Regions from separate parts of the Homo sapiens genome. Here region 1 is linked to region 2. The links are chromatin loops, found by intact Hi-C in ENCODE. Cell type or tissue: heart left ventricle. All regions are shown on one strand. Each heading gives the region's core, and the rest is flanking DNA. Links, peaks and the distances in the headings are about the cores only.

Region 1 (6,567 bases), core at 684-5,683, 130 kb before region 2:
TGTAAGGAATAAAGGATTAGGCCGGGGACAGAGGCTCATTCCTGTAATCCCAGCACTTTGGGAGGCCAAGGCAGGTGGATCACCTGAGGTCAGGAGCTTGAGACCAGCCTGACCAACATGGAGAAACCCCATCTCTACTAAAAATACAAAATTAGCTGGGTGTGGTGGCACATGCCTATAATCCCAACTACTCGGGAGGCTGAGGGAGGAGAATTGCTTGAACTCGGGAGGCAGAGGTTGCAGTGAGCCGAGAACATGCCATTGCACTCCAGCCCGGGCAACAAGAGTGAAACTCTGTCTCAAAAAAGAAAAAGAAATAAGGGATTAACTCATTTTGTCAGTGCATCTGGGGACAGAAGGTAAAGTGAGTATCTGAAAAAGTAAAGTATAAAAATATGCATCAGGAAACGGACTAGCTTTTCTGAATTTTCTTACTTATTCAAGTAAAAGAAAACAGTATGACTCAAGAGTCAGATAAGTAAAATTCCATAGACCCATATCACCATAGTCAAATCAGATAGGGGAAGTAAACCAATTGTCTAGACGAGGAATTGGCAAACTCTGGGTCACAAGTCAAATCCTTCTGACTACCTATTTTCATAAATAAAGTTTTATTGAAACACAGCCATGCACATTACCTATGGAATGAATGAATGATGATATTTCTTGGTTGGACTCTCCACAGAAGAAATTAATTCAGAATCCAAAATCATGGGAAATGTTAAGCAATTGTTAACCTGTAACTCCACCCCCAGAACTAATCCATGGGCCATAAAACACGCATTCACCTACTCTGCAGGGAGAAAGAAGACAGGCTTTTTATGGAGAGACATTCAAGTGGAGGACATGCTCACCAGGGTGTGAAGAAGACCATTCGTTGATGTGTGGAGAAAGATATTATAATTTATGGTTTTACATTAATATGTAGAGAGAAGAAATTAAGCTTTACTAATATTTAATACACAGATTGGCAGTAGTCTGTGAATCCAACCCCAAAGAATTGGCTATAGAGTTCTCTTTTGCTTGATTTCATTGTGTTAACACATACTGAAGTTTGCATATACCTGGCTAAGTGGATTTAGGGATTTCATTACTGACTTCACAAAATAGACAAATAGATATAAAAGATTCCTGCAAAAGTGTCTAAGATTGAAGATAATAATTAATGCACTGCTTGATAATGGAAAAAAGTGGCAGAGTTGAAAGTTCCCTTAATCCTATGGAACTAGTTATTCAGCAGCCAAAGAAGAGGTAAAAGATGAATTTATACATTCTAATGAATTTTGAAATGATCAAGAGAATTATGAAATATGGATTTACTACCTCTATCATTGTAGGCCTCACCCTAGTTGAATACTGTGTCAACTTTAAACAAAAACTTTTGCATAATTGGAGGATTACATTAAAAAATAAGTACCATGATTTAGTAGGCAAGATAATGAGGTCTTTTTTTTTTATCACATCCTTGTATCATTAGGAATTAACTTTTTTGTTATGACAATCATTAAGATTAAATCCAGAAATAATAAACATAATGCCAGACTGAATCACAAAGATTTTAAAACATAATTAAGTATATTAAATCACACTGTTTACACATTTTAGTAGTCTTAATGATTTTTAAAAGTGAAAACAGAAAGATGTCTTTGTAAATTAATAAGATAGAAGTAAAACAAACCACTGGGTTATCTTGATTTCATCCTTTAAAAATGTCTATTTTGGAACAGAAAACCAAATATCACATGTTCTCACTTATAAATGGGAGCTAAATGATAAAAACCTATGAACACAAAGAAGGAAACAACAGACACTGGGGTGTACTTGAGAGGGAGGGTGGGAGGAAGGAGAGGAGCAGAAACGACAACTACTGGGTACTGGACTTAATATCTGGGTCATGAAATAATGTGTACAATAAACCCCCATGACATGTGTTTATATATGTAACAAGCCTTTATATGTATCCTCAAACCTGAAATAAAAATTTAAAAATTGTCTCTTTGTATATTTTTATCTATATTATATGCTAGTATAATAGTACATGCATATACTATCACATAATACTACACACATGTATATACTATGTATAGTACATGTGTGTGCATATATATACACACACACACACACACAAATTGAAAGTGTATGCTTAAATTTTGTTTTACTTATAGGTGGATAGGTCAAAAAATTTAGAAGCCACTGATTTAGACAATGATGTATGGATGCAACCTTCCTACTGGGATATCTTGGATTTATTGCTGCCTGACCTTTCCTTTGACTGAACTCCCCTTGACCTGCTGAAGGCCTGGGCAGAGTGACACAAATCACCATTACTCCTCTACATGCACTTCTGTAGCCATGCGTATTTCATATTGGCACATGCTTGCTTGTATATTTACATTTTCCACATTCATATTGTTTATCCTTATTTCTGGCTATTTAAATACTAGAGCTATTATTGATTAAATTTGCTTTGTGCAGTACCTTCCATAGCCATCTAGCTAACTAACACCCTTGCTACTGTCTATTTGCTTTTGTTCTGGGGAAATCATTGTATGATTACAGATTTCACAGATGCTGGGTATGTTTGGGGATGGCACAGTTTTCCTGGTGTCAAGGGAGGACTGACTTTAATGATATTGACTTTGTTTACTTTATGTCAGGGCAAGAAGTGAATTCTTTTAAGAAAAAATTCTATTCTGCCCCAACAATGTAAATGTATTTGGTATTTGTTGAGCTGCAAAGAGGCAACTTTCATACTACAAGTTTTGCTAAATCAGATGCCTCCTCTATGTCTTTTCTGGCCAAAAGAGATACGTAATTTCACATCTCAAAGGTCACATCTCTTCAAGATTTTTCCTGTCTGGGAACAACCATAGTCTCTAACAGTACCACTGGCATTGGCGAAAGCTCTCTTCAATTCTTCTTCATTACGTCATAGGATTTCTTCATTAGATCAAGTTCATATCTGATTCTAGCAGTTCTCTTTTTTCTCCGTCAATTTCAGCATACTGCAGAAGTTATGCCTTTTGTATTTGTCCATCGAGAAAACCTCAGAGGTTGATGTCTGCTACTAGACCGGCCAGAAAGTCTGGTCTCTCACTAGCTTCCTCCTTGCATTCAGGAAGCCAATCTCAAGTGCAAACCTCACAGCTTATCCGGAGTTCGGCAGATGTCAAAATGCTTCCATTCCCTCCCAGTCCAACCCTTATCCCCAGCAGCAATCTGGTGCCAGTTTTAATTAAAATTCATGAAAACAGACTGGCACTTCAGACACGGATGGAAACAATTTGTAGGGGAGGCAAAAAATAGCAGGGGTATACTTCTCATGTTTACTCTCTATCGTCCTGTAAGGATTTCATTTTTGAGTGAAAGCAGTTTGAATTGGACATATGCTCAGTTTGAATAATTTAGGGAGGAATTCACAATAACTGCCTCTGATGTGGACTGAGCTCTGTTCTCATGACTAAAGAGGTTTATTTCTTCTTTAAGAAAAAGTTTAATTATGGCAACTTCATATTGAAAATTAATAGCTTGGGGGAATTTAGAAGGAAAAAATAGAGGAAAATTAACTTTTTGAGATGTACAAGACTTGGAACAGTTTTATAAATGAGAAATCATTAACTGGTATTGTAGTAAAGTGTTTTTGCATAAGGATGAAGAAGACATGAGTCTTAAATGTGTGTAACTAGTATAACATGTGTACGACACTCATACTAGCCAGTAAATCCCAGACAGGAAAAAGCAGCTACACACCCACATTTTCTATTTATATTTCCTTTACCTAAAGCAGTCATTTGTTTATACTTACAATGTGCCAGGCATGTATTGGGCCTTTTAGGTGAATCATCTTAGCAGTTCTTAATATATTTTTTCACTGTTAGGAGTATGCTACATTCTCATTAGAAGTAGCAGCTCCTAAACAGTGGTGTAGTGACCCATCCTTCTTGGTTTGGAGGAAGGAGGTTGGCGGGAAACGTGAGAGTCTCTGGGTTGGATAATCTAGAATTTAAACCTAAACCTGGCTTCAGAGCCTATGTTCTAAGCCACTATACTCTAATAGCTCCCAGCTTTCTCATCTTTCACTGCCCAAAGTATCTACCAGGAATATTCAATGAATATGGGTTGAGTTAAATTGTGACTGTTTAGCAGTCATAATAAAAAAGGGTAGAATGAATGGGTTCCAGGAATGTGACAGACCTACAAGTATTTCCTATCAGATCCCTTTCTCTACCTACAAATGTTTGATTCTTCTGTTTCGCTCAAGAGACCCATCACTGTGGATCTGGCTGGTTAACTCTGTGGGAGGTGGGGGCAGGTACATGAAATTGGGAAGAGATAGAAGAACTAAAGGTGATGAATGGGTTGCTACCTTGAGTAAGAAATTCCAGTCCCAGCTGAAACTCTTACCTTAATGTGGCACTTGAAATAAATGGGGTCAAAAGAGTTTTGAAGAGCTAGGAAAGATGAGATTGAGATGGTGCCTGTCTGAATAAGGGGAAGGGGAATTCACAGATATGCTTCTGGTAGAGACTTGCATTGGCTGGTGGTGTCTTCACTGAAAGAATGGATATGAAAGAAAGAGTAAACTCTTTCCCATGCAACAGGATTCAAGTCAAATGTTACCTCTTTTAGGAAGCTCCTGCCTGGGTTAGGCCTTCACTATGCTGTATTGCCACAGCTCACTGTTAATGTCTTAAATGCAGAATTTAACTGACTTCATTATGTTAAGTACCTACTCCAGGGTAGGTGGGCCCCAGTAGTTTGTCTGTTTCTCTTTATCAGATGCTGACTGAATAAATAATTGATGAAAAAAATGCCAACATATTTGTGAAACCCCAATTATGAACATTATGGTTTATATAATAAATATGTGTGCTTAGTGTGTTAGAAGCCAAAAAAGAAAAACAAGAGGGGGAGAACCAACTATTTAACAAGTAGGAGGTGTTTTGCACTCTGTGATGAACTGCATGGCATATTTCTTACTTTCAGATTAAAATGGAAATGGCTCTAGGCTCTACCTGCAGAATTAAGGAAATTCCATGATCACACTCCTGACCTCCCAACCCCTTCGCCTGGGTTATTTGGATTCCTAGGGACTTGTGCACCCACACATAGTGTGCCAGGTTCCATTCTCAAGTGACTAAGGGCCCTGGTGAATCCCTGTTCACTGCTGCTTTCACTGGGATCTGCTGGGGTCACAAATTTTCTATTGTACCTCTGGCCCTGTGGCATCAGGGATTAGCAACATGTCAACTTATACAGTTTGCTGCTGAGTAGCATGGACTTTGAAGGAGAGTGGCATAAAAGCATAATACAACTTGCTCTCTGACAGTTCAGAACCCTCTGCACAGCCATGCCCCTCTACTGTCATTCACCAAACCAAAGCACGTCCAGGTATCTCCCTGTCTCAGAAAGGACAATCACTATTCCTTTTTTGAATTCTAGAATTTCCTCAAGGTCTGGGTTTCTTTCCTTCTTCATCCTTCTAAAATAGAAATGGTACCCTCTGTTCTTTCTTCCCACAGTGAAACTTAAAGGGCCATTAGAAGGGCTTGGGCTTTAGAAACACAAGACTCGGTCCACTGCCCTTTCCTGGGGTTGGGGGTAGAATAGCTTTTATTCCTTTTTAACAAGTTATCCACTCCATGGATAGGAGACTTTTTAATATATAGCAAAAATTCCAATACAAGTTAAATTATCACCTGCAGGTCACTCTGCTACTCAAAGATGCATAGAATAAGAATTTGTGCTATTGTTAATTGCTCTTTTGCAAAGTGTAGAGTTTCCTTTCTAGTTATGACCTAAACATAAAGAAAACCTATGTCACAATGTTTAACCTTTATAAATTTTTTTTAGCTCTTCTTAAAAAAAAAGTCCTGGTAGACAGTCCAGAGAGGAAACATTGCCAAGTTTGCTGCCAAGGGCCTCACAGAGAGAAAACTGAAGAAGCCAAACTCACAGGGCTTTACAGCCTCCTGATATCCTGTCACTGCGATGGTTTGGCAGTAATTCCTCAGGATCAGTGTGGAGGGGAGGGAGGTAGAGAAATCTCCCCATAGGGTTATACTTGGCTATGATTGCTCCTATCATTTTATGCCTGGAACTCAATAAGATTGTTTGTCATATTAACAGGCATAGCTCCTCATCAAAGCATATCCATAGTGCCGGAGAACCTAGGCCAGCTTATCTCAGCTACACACTGTGTCCAGAACTCTCCTGGGAATTATTTAGGTAATTGTGGCGAGACCAGACTACTGACTCATTGACCCCTCTCTTACGATGGGTTGGTTCCTCCTTCGGAAGCATATCCTTGGGGCCCTTCCCTGTCCACTGATCTCAGTCGAGACCATTTAAAATGGTGAAACTCATTAGAGTTGGGGGTTGAGCATTTTATTTTCCTAGAGACTCCTTGGTTTCTAGACAAATGTGTTCATTCCCTACTTAGCATCCTTTGAGTTGAACACACAGAGATGATAGGGGTGTGGGGTACATTGTCAAGCCACAAACATAACCTGCTCTGTAATAATACCCTCCTACATTGTTATCTTGCTTTGGCACAGTATGATTCAA
Region 2 (6,567 bases), core at 841-5,840:
GAAGCTGGTGCAAGTTGAGGGACCCACTGATGAACTGCAGGGTATCCAATGTTGCCCCTGTGTTTGGGCTGAGGGAGAAGCAGCTTCTTAGCTTCTGCTATGCTGACTTATCTTGTGATCTCTGTCCCAGCCCTTGGCTGCCTCTCCTCCTTGTCCCCAGGCCTGCACCATTCCATCTGCCTCCTGATTATTCACTGACAGCTGCCTTTTCCCTCACCCTTTGTTCTCAGTTTTTAAAAATCCAATGGGGAGAAGCTTGGATTCAAATGATAGCATTTTCAGCTCATGAAAAATTCTATAACAAGTGTATTTGACCGTTTGATCTCTGGCTTCTCCCACACACTTGCCCTTTATACTCTGACAGCCATAAGCTTCATTTCCTTGAAGCAGATTGCAATTTCAATGGAAAGGAAATAATTGTGTAGCTTTCAAGCTGAGTTCAGTTCTAAAAAGGACTGAGCAAAGCTCAATCCTGGGCTATTGTAGAATCTTAGTCACTGAATCAGGCAGTGAAAGAGCTCTCTCCAAGCTTCATGGTTATGATCTTGAAAAACACCAGAGCTAGGTTCAAATTCCAGCCATACCATTTCCTAACTGTGTGATTTTGGCAAATCACACAAATACTTAAAATTCTTTCGACTCGGTTTCCTCTTCTGTAAAATGGGAACACTAATTAATGCTCACCTCAAAAGGTTGTTCATTCATTCAACACATATTCGTTGGGTGCCTCCTGTGTGTCAAACTGTTTCAGTCCAGTGAGGAAGATGGACATGAATCCAAGAGTCACCAAAAAAATGTAAAGTGGCACCTGTGATGAGTCACAAAGGGGAGGTATATGAGAAAGTGTGTGACAGTATCTAACAGGTGAGGGCATTATATAATTTATTGTTGCAAACAGGACATTTTTGAGCATGTAAGAGGGTGTGTTAATTGTCCTGGAACAACAGGCATAAATCAGGACTTTCTGGGCAAACTCAGGCCCTACCCCACTCTTACCTACCCTTAGTATAAGAGGGAAGGTTGGGAAAGGCTTTCCTGGGGAAGGGAAGAAGAAACTGAGATCCGCGGAATAAGTGAGGATTCCTAGGCAAAAAGAGGAAGACAGAGTGGTTTAGGCCAAGAGAGCAAACAGTGGTGCAAGACTCTAAGGCAGGACAAAGCATGGAGCCTGCAGAGAACAGACAGAAGGTCAGTGTGATGAAGATGGGAGGGGTGCGTGGCTTTAAACACAGGCCCCTTGCTTGTTGGTTTGCCCTGTAGGTGTTAAGAAATGAGGCTATATCAAGGTGAATTTTAAGTAGAGGTGGCACCTCTACTTAAGACCAGACTTGCAGCTTTAAACATCAGTCTGGCTGCAAGGCAGAATGGATTAGCATTGAGTAGTAGTTCTGGCCTTGGCTTTCCAGAGGAAACTTCTAAACAATATCAAAGCCTTGGTGTCACCCACAGAGATCCTGATTTAATTAGTTTAGGTTGGCTCCCAGTAGGTTATAAAGTGTGTCAGGATTGAGATTCACTGTAGAAGGAAGTGTGAATATGGAGAAGAATAATTACAAGGCTATTGCAGTAGCCCGGGTAAGAAGTGATGGAATAGGTTCATGGCAGTGGGTTTCTGAAGCAGTGGTTCTCAAACTGTAGTGGATTTGAGTATCACCTGGAAGTCTTATTTATTTATTAGAGATGGTCTCACACTGTTGCGTAGGCTAGAGTGCAGTGGTATAATCATAGCTCACTGCAACCTTGATCAGCCTTCATCTCCTAGGCTCAAGCAATCCTGCCACTTCAGCTTCCTGAGTAGCTGGGACTACAGGCATGGACCACCATGGCTATTTGTTTGTTTGTTTTTAATAGAGACAGGGTCTCACTCTGTTGCCCAGGCTGGTCTCAAATTCCTGGGCTAAAGCAAGCCTCTCTCCTTGGCCTCCCAAAGTGCTGGGATTATAGCCACTGCACCTTGGCACGGAAACCTTGTTAAAATGCAGATATCTGGGTATCATTGATTTAGTAGGTCGTGGATGGGGCCTGAGAATTTGCATTTCTGACAAATTACCTGGAGGCGCTAGTTGCTAGTTTAGAGATCACACTTAGCATCTAGTGGGTAGTGGTCAGGGATGCTGGTGAATATCATACAATACACAGAACAGCCCTTTTGCTGATCACTGATCGAGCAAAAAAACCATCTGATGTGGTAGATAACATCAACAGGATTTGATCAGCAGGGTAAAGGACAACTCCAGGACTCTTACAGTTTTCTGAATTTCACAACTAAATGACGAGTTTCACTATTCATTGACATTCAGGAGACAGCCCTACAGACCTGAGAAGATGGTGAAGTCAAAGCTACACATATATTTGAGGGTTACCTTTGAAACAGCTAAGAGGATACATCAAGCAGGAACATATATGTGGAACCTGGAAGGGAAGATCATTACAGATATAAACTTGGGGATCATTAAAGCCAGGAACTTATCAATGGCATCAGTCAGTTCTCTTTTCTTTTACTCTTATCATTGGTGTCAAAGCTCTGGCCTCTTTTTGTTGGTTCCACTCAGGTGCCGTGATCCTCCAGCCTCAGCACCTTGCTGTGAGCTCTCCTTGGGAGGCTGCCTCTCCCTCCTCCTTCAGAATTTACCCCCTACTTCTCCTTTGGGTCCCACCTCTCAGGCTTGGTCATGTGTGGCATTAGCAAGCAGGTGTGCGTGTTTCCTTCTGAAGCACAAATCAAAGCCATGGTTATGTATCTGTGGGATTATTTGCTAAATGGCCACCTCTCCTGCTAGATTCTAAGTTGCCTGCAGTGACTGGAGAACATCCCTAGGTATCAGATGCTCAATGTCTTACACTTATGGAACCGTCAAAGACAGCTGTTAAATGTCCAATGGGTCAGTTAGGGAGATGGTGGTTGTTAAAACTGTGATGAGTTCTCAGGAAGAGGGAGAAGCAGTTACCTTTGTGAAGCAGTTGTTGGTATTTACTTAGTAATGAGATTAAATTTCCTAGGACAGTGGGTGTGTGAACCAGCAATAGCGCCATCTGCTGGAAGTAAGTGATACAACAACTATTATCTTGACTAGGCTCAGGGCTGTTAAAACAGTATTGCTCTGGGAGAAAAGAATCATTTTTTTTAAGGTTAAAAATGTGAGTAAAATTCTTTAGAGTGAAGATAGAATTTCTTTTGAAATGGTTGGAAAAATTGGATAATTATTGAAAATAGTGTTCAGTTTTCAAAGAGGAGAGAAACCTTCAAGTCACTGTAATTAAGAGAAGTTTTATTGAAAGAACACATGGAATAAGGAAGTTAGATATCTCCACCCAAAACCAGCATTTCAGAAAACAGAAACAGGCAAAAATCTGGCGGAGTGTGGTGGCTCATGCCTGCAATCCCAGCCCTTTGGGAGGCCATGGTGGAAGGATCGCTTGAAGCCAGGAGTTTAAGAATAGCCTGGGCAACATAGTAAGATCCCCATTTTCTTTTTTCTTTTCTTTTCTTTTCTTTTTTTCTTTTCTTTTCTGAGACAGAGTGTTGCTCCTTTTGCCCAGGCTGGAGCGCAATGGCATGATCTCAGCTCACCACAACCTCCCGGGTTCAAGAAATTCTCCTGCCTTGGCCTCCTGAGTAGCTGGGATTACAGGCATGCACCACCACACCTGGCTAATTTCGTATTTTTAGTAGAGACGTGGTTTCTCCATGTTGGTCAGGCTGGTCTTGAACGCCCGATCTCAGGTGATCTGCCCACCTCGGCCTCCCAAAGTGCTGGGATTACAGGCATGAGCCCCCGTGCCCAGCCCCAAGACCCCCATTTCTATTTTAAAAAAAAAAAAGAAGAAGAAGAAGGAAAAGAAAAGAAAAATGGAAACAGGCGAAAACCTAGGCTTCTCAAAGACTGAAGGGTATTTTGGAACTGACTGGATATTGCTCATCTCTGGCTGGTTGTGTTGCAGCCTCGTTGGTGGCAAGTGCAGACCCTCAGTCAGTGACCTCCTTTGTTGCTCTTCCATCAAAGGGCCCCCTTCTCCTGCCCAGGCATGGTGTTACTAATATGGCGATGGTAGGGGCAGGGGCTGCATCTATGACGGGGAGAGGTATGAGAGTATACTCATCATTCTGCTGTTGTCTTTGTTAGTTTGTTTCTAATTTCTATTGTTGGGGAGAAAGATAAATTCTTCCCTAACCTCTTGGGATCTTCACCTGGGTCTAAGAATTAAATCACTGTAAGACAGGTTAACAGGAGAAAAATATATGAGTTTTATTGATTTTTACATGTACGCGGAGACCCTCATGAGACAGCAGAAGACCTGAAGAAATGGACAAAGCAGAAAGCTCTAATACCTTTTAGACAGAGAAACCATAAATTCATGAAGAGCTGACAAGACAAAGGGGTTTGGGCCAGTGGCAGTAAATTGTGGGAATTCACTAGGGAGGTGTAAAGATAGAGGAAGATAAGGGATAGTTTAGAAAGTTTATTTGTACAGCTCCATTGCAGCATCAACTCCCAGTCAATGGTGATAAGAGTTATTTTCTTATTCTGGTACAGGGAGGGCAACTTTCTTAAATAAATCTTTTTGGCTTACGACAGGTAGAAGAGGGCAGATCACATAGCCCTTTCCGGCATCTGCTGTTTCTCAGGTGACTTTAGCTCAAAATAATCAACATGCCACATCAGCAAATTTTGGGGTGACATGGCCTGTTTCGCTATGATAATGGGAAAGAAATCAGACTTTTTAACTTTGAATTAGAAAACACAAACTTTGACTATGTCCCACAATTTATGTGACTGATTTCATATTCTATCACATCTATTTTATATTCTCTCATATTCTCCTCATGAATTTTCCCCTAGAATGTTGGGGGAATTTTGAAATGACTTGGGGGGCATGCTACAATTCGAAAAGGAGAGAGACATACTCTCCAATTCTCTCCCTGCCTGCCTCACAATGTGCAGCTCTCCTCTGCTTCTTCTTCTTCTTTTTTTTTTTTTTGAGACAGCGTCTCACTCTGTCACCCAGGCTTGAGTGCAGTGGCGCAATCTTGGCTCACTGCAAGCTCCGCCTCCCAGGTTCAAGTGATTCTTCTGCCTCAGCCTTCCGAGTAGGTGGTACTAGAGGTGTGTGCCACCACGCCCAGCTAATTTTTGTATTTTTAGTAGAGACGGGGTTTCTTTATGTTGACCAGGCTAGTCTCGAACTCCTGACCTCAGGTGATCTGCCCACCTCAGCCTCCCAAAATGCTGGAATTACAGGTGTGAGCCAACATGCCTGGCCTCCTCTGCTTCTGATTCAACTGCTGCTACCGATAGACTTACTGAAGGATTTGAAGCCAAATGGTATTAATTTTGGTCAGTTACTTCCCTGTATCTGGTGTCCTCACTAGACAGAACTTCTGTGTATGGCTACTTCATAGACCCCGACCAGCCTACATATTGTTTGCTCTAAGGTCTAGTGCCCTCTCTTATTTCACTAAGATACAGCCACTGTTGGTGGGGGAGTCACATAACATGGAACATAATCACTGTATCAGTTCAGGTGCTCTTGATTCAAGTGGATTTAATTATGAGGGAATTTATTCCTTACATAATTACTAAGTCTAGCATTAGAGTGGCCTGCAGATGAGGGTTGATCCAGTGGCTCAGTGATGGCCAGAACGCTGTTTACTTTTTCCATTCTGCTATCTATGGGGTTGGCTTCATCCTGAGGTTGTTTTCCTTTCTGTCACAGGTTTTACATCAATGGGGTAAACTAGTTTACATTGTGGTAACAAGCAACTCTCAACTTTTTTTTTTTTTTTTTTTTTTAGACTGAATCTTGCTCTGTTGCCCAGGCTGGAGTGCAGTGGTACAGTCTTGGCTCACTGCAACTTCCGCCTCCTGGGCTCAAGTGATTCTCCTGCTTGAGCTTCCTGAGTAGCTGGGATTACAGGCATGCACCACCACGCTGGCTAATTTTCGTATTTTTAGTAGAGATGGGGTTTCTTTTTTTTTTTTTTTTCTTTTTGAGACAGAATCTTGCTCTGTCGCCCAGGCTGGAGTGCAGTGGCGTGATCTCGGCTCACTGCAACCTCTGCCTCCTGGGTTCAAGCGATTCTTCCGCCTCAGCCTCCCAAGTAGCTGGGACTACAGGCGCATGCCACCACGCCCGGCTAATTTTTGTATTTTTAGTAAAGACAGGGTTTCACCATATTGACCAGGCTGGTCTTGAACTCCTGACCTCGTGATTTGCCCGCCTCAGCCTCCCAAAGTGCTGGGATTACAGGCGTGAGCCACCGCGCCCAGCCAACTCTCAACTCTAGTAGCTTAAGACAACAAAGATTTATTTCTTGCTCTTACTGTCTGCCCATCTGTATCACCTTCTCTGCAGGACCCAGTTTAATGGAGCACACACAGAAAAAGGTGCTGGTCACTAGGGCCAAGGGAACAATGGCTCTGGAAGGTTTTTCTTGAACAATTCAGTGTTCCAGTCTTGGAGCAATACATCTTATTTCTACTGTTAAATCCATGGCCAGAACTAATCATGTTGTCCCACTCACCACAAAGCCATATGCAGCCCCACCATGTGCTCAGGAAAGAGGAA

Evidence for each region. Hi-C counts contacts between places; a loop is a spot of excess contacts. Peaks named below come from ENCODE experiments on the same cell type or tissue, not always from the same donor. Only the 100,000 strongest peaks of a DNase experiment are listed, where the experiment ranks them.
Region 1: a loop joins it to region 2, with 2.2 times the contacts of the local background. A loop is called at or near these places in 16 of 110 quality-filtered maps.

Annotation. Positions count from the first base shown.
Region 1 is chr9:72,461,990-72,468,556 of GRCh38, forward strand. No RefSeq gene overlaps it. Among named protein-coding and RNA genes, the nearest start is that of TMC1, 56 kb to the right of the region's middle. In heart left ventricle, for the core only: no CTCF peak of the experiment used is centred there; no DNase peak of the experiment used is centred there; H3K4me3 peaks cover 641 bases; H3K27ac peaks cover 544 bases.
Region 2 is chr9:72,589,904-72,596,470 of GRCh38, forward strand. The region is part of intron 2 of TMC1 (transmembrane channel like 1); the gene reads left to right. Among named protein-coding and RNA genes, the nearest start is that of TMC1, 72 kb to the left of the region's middle. RefSeq lists an enhancer at 2,759-2,818. In heart left ventricle, for the core only: a CTCF peak has its summit at 3,033 (motif pointing left); no DNase peak of the experiment used is centred there.